2 separate regions of the Homo sapiens genome follow, and region 2 is linked to region 1. A link is an interaction called in ENCODE POLR2A ChIA-PET data of the cell type or tissue named here. Cell type or tissue: CD4-positive, alpha-beta T cell. All regions are shown on one strand. Links, peaks and the distances in the headings refer to the core of each region. The heading gives the core; the rest is flanking DNA.

Evidence for each region. ChIA-PET counts read pairs that join two places held together with the same protein. Peaks named below come from ENCODE experiments on the same cell type or tissue, not always from the same donor. Only the 100,000 strongest peaks of a DNase experiment are listed, where the experiment ranks them.
Region 2: POLR2A ChIA-PET joins it to region 1 with 5 read pairs; 4 of 35 experiments call an interaction of 5 or more read pairs at or near these places.

The regions. Positions count from the first base shown.
Region 1 is chr2:201,190,694-201,193,613 of GRCh38, forward strand. CASP10 (caspase 10) reads left to right here. Exons shown (of 10, transcript NM_032977.4): 4 at 2,291-2,426. Among named protein-coding and RNA genes, the nearest start is that of CASP10, 9.0 kb to the left of the region's middle. In CD4-positive, alpha-beta T cell, for the core only: no CTCF peak of the experiment used is centred there; a DNase peak (open chromatin) is centred at 1,118; H3K4me3 peaks cover 803 bases; H3K27ac peaks cover 2,104 bases.
Region 2 is chr2:201,055,609-201,058,528 of GRCh38, forward strand. All of the region lies in intron 1 of HYCC2 (hyccin PI4KA lipid kinase complex subunit 2), which reads right to left. Among named protein-coding and RNA genes, the nearest start is that of HYCC2, 15 kb to the right of the region's middle. In CD4-positive, alpha-beta T cell, for the core only: no CTCF peak of the experiment used is centred there; no DNase peak of the experiment used is centred there.

The sequences.
Region 1 (2,920 bases), core at 142-2,641:
GGTGAGGGACGAGAGAAAGGTCATTTGTTAAAGCAATCTCTGATATTCGAAACACTGAGTGTTAGTTTTCAAACAAGAAAAGCTGGAAAATGTTTTTTTTTCTCTTTTGCTTGCACAGGTTCTAGAACTCTACTTGAAGGCATCTGTGGCTACAGAATTATTATTATTATTATTATTATTATTTTTAGACAGAGTTTCACTCTTGTTGCCCAGTCTGGAGTGCAATGGTGCCATCTCGGCTCACTGCAACCTCTGCCTCCTGGGTTCAAGTGATCCTCCTGCCTCAGCCTCCTGAGTAGCTGGGATTACAGGCGCCCACCACCACACCCAGCTAATTTTTGTATTTTTAGTAGAGGTGGGGTTTCACCATGTTGGCCAGGCTGGTCTTGAACTCCTGACCTCAGGTGATCCACCTGCCTCAGCCTCCCAAAGTGTTGGGATTACAGGTATGAGCCACTGTGCCTGCCCAGAATTATTTTTATGGTCAGAAGCATTCCAAACATTTCCCCCCTACTAAAATAGCTTTTAAATGATCAAATGCACATGTTCATGTGGCCAAATGATCTTGTTTTTCTCAGTATAACAGTAAAAGGAAACGTAACTGTGCTTAGCTGTGGCATGGAATTGTGATATTACCAGGTCAAATTCAGGAAAACCATATTTCCTCTTTGGATTCCAAATGATCTCAGCTTTTTTTTGTTGGGGGCGGGGTGGGGAGATCTCATTTTTTGTGTCAGAATTGTGGCTGAGTTACACACCTCAGATAATCCAGGTTGATCTGTATTGGATTTTGCAATCAGACCAGCCTTTGGAAGTGTGTAAAGGACAGTCTCTAAGCAACACAGATGTTTCCACACCAGGGCTCAGTGAGGCTGCATTATCTGCAACTGCAATTGCAAAAGACCTTATCACAGAAATAAATTACTTACCCACCATTGGAAAAGGGCCTGAACACCCCTCAGCCAAAACGGAAAGGTTCTAAATTCTTACAGTCTCTCTGGGGAAACACAAATAACCTTGCCTTTGAGGGGCATTCTGGGCTTTGTCTTTGATAGCTTTCATAGAAATGTAAGCAGTATAGCTGGCCTACACATATCCTGAGAGATCTCACAACTGTCAGGAAATCCGTTCTCAGCACAGCAATCAGCATACAACATTGAGTCTAAAGGAAACCACACCTGAACTTACTCTTTAACAAAAAAGCAAAAAAAGAACTTTCAGATGTTTGCTGCTAGTATTTGCCAGAGTGGTGTTAAACTAATGTCCAGGTCCCATTTAAGTATGTGCGTGTGTATGTGTGTGATGTACTAAACATCTAATAAACTTTTAGAAAGTATAATGAATTTCCGTAATTGCTTCTGGAATCACATCTTAGCCCTTTATTCCTCCTGGTAGGATGCTGTCAAGACATGAGTTTCTGGCCTGGCAGGGTGGCTCATGCCTGTAATCCCAGCACTTTGGGAGGCCAAGGCAAGCAGATCACCTGAGGTCAGGAGTTTGAGACCAGCCTGGCCAACATGGTGAAACCCATCTCTGTTAAAAATACAAAAATTAGCTGGATGTGGTGGCATGAGCCTGTAATCCCAGCTACTCAGGAGGCTGAGGCAGGAGAATGGCTTGAATGGAGGTGGAGGTTGCTTTGAGCTGAGATTGCACTACTGCACTCTAGCCTGGGAGACAGAGTGAGAGACTCCATCTCAAAATAATAATAATAATAATAATAATAATAATAGCTGAATTGTGATTTTTTGTTTCAGAAAATTCTTTTTCTTTTAAAATATCAAATATAAAATTCTTTCGAAACATTTTCCCCTCATTTCTTTGGTGTCCCTCTTTTGCTGGCTTCCTAAGCAGTATCATTTAAAGCTGTGACTTAGAGTTCAGTGGTTAATAACATAGACTTTGGCATCAGATTGTACCAGCTCTGCCATTAATTAGCTTTGTGACCTTCGGCAAGTTACTGGAATTTCTTTGTGCCTCAATTATTTCATCTTTAAAATGTGGATTATAATAATATCTACTTATTCAGTTGTTGTGCTGTTAATATACAGCAAGCACTGTCCCTGTTGCATAGAGTTATATATATATTTGGTATCTGGTATTAATATAGATTGTATACAGATTTGCTTGGTAATGCCTCTTCCCCTACATTCCTGAGCAACTTGAGGGCAGATGCTGTTATATCTTATTTATCAGTGCAAAACCTAGTGCCTACTGGCCATGCAGATAACATTTGAGTGAGTGGATAATCAATAGGCAAGTAAATGTAACTCTATTGATTCTCTTGTAGACCTCCCTAAGTTTCCTGGCATTTCTAGAGAAACAAGGTAAAATAGATGAAGATAATCTGACATGCCTGGAGGACCTCTGCAAAACAGTTGTACCTAAACTTTTGAGAAACATAGAGAAATACAAAAGAGAGAAAGGTAAGTAGCTTGTGATTGCTAACTTGGACCAGACCATGGAAATTCTTAAACCAATTGGCCATGCATGATGTTTTGATTATTTGTTTTGTTTTGTTTTGTTTTGAGGCAGAGTCTCACTCACTCTGTCACCCAGGCTGGAGTGCAGTGGTGTGATCTTGGCTCACTGAAACCTCCGCCTCCCGGGTTCAAGTGATTCTTCTGCCTCAACCTCCCGAGTAGCTGGGATTACAGGAGCCTGCCACCACGCCTGGCTAATTTTTGTATTTTTAGTAGCGACAGGGTTTCACTATGTTGGCCAGGCTGGTCTCGAACTCCTGACCTCAAGTGATCCACCCACCTCGGCCTTTCAAAATGCTGGGATTATAGGTGTAAGCCACCATGCCTGGCCCGTGCATGATGTTTACTCATCATTCTGATAATATTCTGCTAGGAAAGCCAGAAATCTTCCCCTTCGTTCATTCAACACATATTGGTTGAGTTCATATTTTGTACCA
Region 2 (2,920 bases), core at 165-2,664, 140 kb before region 1:
GGATCACTTAAGCCCAGAGTTTGAGGTTACATTGAGCTACAATCATGCCACTGCACCCCAGCATGGGTGACAGAGTGAAACCCTGTCTCTAAAAATAAAAACATAAAAATAAAAATGAAGGACAAGTTATCATAGCTCAGCCTGCCACCACCACTTAGAAAGAAGCACAATGCTGGGAGCAGTGGCTTATGCCTGTAATCCTAGCTACTCGGGTGGCTGATGTGGGAGGATCATTTGAGGCCAGTAGTTCAAGACCAGCTTGGGCAACATAGAAAGACCCTATCTCTAAAATAAAAATAGCTGGGCACGGTGGCTCACACCTGTAATCCCAGCACTTTGGGAGGCCGAGGCGGGTGGATCACAAGGTCAGGAGATCGAGACCATCCTGGCTAACACGGTGAAACCCCGTCTCTACTAAAAATACAAAAAATTAGCCGGGGTGGTGGCAGGCGCCTGTAGCCTGTAGTCCCAGCTACTCAGGAGGCTGAGGCAGGAGAATGGCATGAACCTGGGAGGTGGAGCTTGCAGTGAGCCGAGATGGCGCCACTGCACTCCAACCTGGGCAAGAGTGCGAGACTCCGTCTCAAAAAAAAAAATAAATAAAATAAAATAAAATGAAGCACTGTGCACAGTGGAACTCTTTAAATTCTAGAAATAACATAAACCATATTTAGTGTGATGCTCTGCCCATTTCCTGAATAATTCATTAATAGCTGCCAGTTTTAAATGGGGCCTAGGACATGAGAAGGCAAGAGGTCAAGGTAGCAGTATAAGATGCTCTGCCAGCCGGGCGCAGTGGCTTACGCCTGTAATCCTAGCACTTTGCGAGGCTGAGGCAGACGGATCACCTGAGGTTGGGAGTTCGAGACCAGCCTGACCAACATGAAGAAACCCCATCTCTACTAAAAATACAAAATTAGCCAGGCGTGGTGGTGCATGCCTATAATCCCAGCTACTCCGGAGGCTGAGGCAGGAGAATTGCTTGAACCCGGGAGGCGGAGGTTGCGGTGAGCAAAGATCATGCCATTGCACTCCAGCCTGGGTAACAAGAGTGAAACTCCATCTCAAAAAAAAAAAAAAAAAAAGATGCTCTGCCATTTGGGCCTTAATATCCAGCAAATTCGGTGGTATTCAAAGCGTCTGTGGTAGATGATAAAGTAGCTGTATAAAGCTACCAGTAGGCCCTGCTAGAAGAATCACAACACAGACCACCAGGCACTTAAGTCCATCTAAAGCAGGATTTCTTAACCTTGGCACTATTGGCATTTTGGTCACCCTTGACATTGTGAAAGGCTGTCTTTTACATGGTAGGATGTTTAGCAGCATCCCTGCCCTCTTCCTATTACATGCCAATAGCAATGCCCTGAATTGGACCAACAAAATGTCTCTAAACATTGTCAAGTGTGCCCCTGCATGAGAACTACTGCTTCTGAAGAGAGCTATGCCCTCTCTGCAGATGATTGCTCTTCTTTTGAGAAATAGCTCCTTGCTTGGCTTTTGAGCACCAGCAGAGACTGACCATGTGACCTGACATACTTTCAAGAAGTGAGTGTTCCGATCCTCCAAGCCATAAAGCTATATGTGCTGGCAGCATTCCATGATGAAATGGAAGTGATAGTGTGTCAGATATGAACTTTCAAGGGAACAAGGGAGGACTATATTTGTCTATCCTCTTTAAGTCAAATGTGACCTTATGACTTTCTTTGACCAAAGAGCAGAAATCATTTCTGTAGAAACATTTATGTGCCAGTATGCAATTCTCCAGCCTGTTCTTCTCGTCACTATGATAATAGAAGCAGAGATAAATATAGATATGCAATGCTGACCCATCAAATGAAGAACAGCTGCCTGGAATCACCCAGCTTGCACCAGATTTTACATGAGAGGAAACAAATCTCTCTTTTTCAAATTTTAAGCCTTTATTTGAAGGTTGGTTGTTACCACTACATAACCAAGTAATCCTGACTACAATGGTTGTAATGAGGTTAGAGCAGGCTCCAAAAGCACAAATAAGCTAGAAGAACAAATGGCTGAGACACCCATGGCACTTACTTCTACTAATCAACTCTTCCTTAATCTATGGCCTTGTAGAGTTCCCTAAGATCAAAGGAAAGAAGGAAAAAAAAAAACTTAGGCCTGGTTTATACATGGTTGCATACAGTCTGCTGGCATTGACCTTACAGAGAAGTAGCCCTACAGGACAGGAGAAAGGGAACTCCCAGTAGGCAAAACTTCAAACAGTATCTCGTTGTTCACTATACCTGAAGAGACCAAAGATATGGATCTATCGGTTTGGCTAAATGGCCTTTGTAACCAGTATTTGCTCAACAGGCACGTGAACAAAATGGTCTTGTCAGCAAGAATAGAAATTATACCCTGGCTCAACACAGACTTCCCCTCACCAATGCTGATCTACAATTTCACAATATGCCAGGCTGTCTCACACCTCACACATTTTCTTATGCTACATTCCTCTCTGGAATGCCTTTCAACTACCCTCTATCCTAACTACCCTCCCCTTCTTCCAACACTCAGACCAACAGTTGCCTCCTCTATGAATCTTTTCCATAGCATACAACCCTGCATCAATTCAAAGCCCTCTCCTTCCTCTTCACACAGAAGTTCTCAACATAGCGTCCACAGACCCCCAGGGATCTATAATAAAACTCATAAACTTTGATAAGAAGAAAATTGTATCACTTTTTACCAATCTCTAACTAACATTTATAATGTCATTAGATTGTGAGTATAGGCAAAACAATAAAACAACCAGCCATAATATTTTTGTGATTTGGTCACCAATAGAAATCACAGGTATTAGGCCCAGCACAGCGGCTCACGCCTGTAATCCCAGCACTTTGGGAAGCCAAGGCGGGTGGATCGCTTGAGGTCAGGAGACCAGCCTGGCCAACATGGTGAA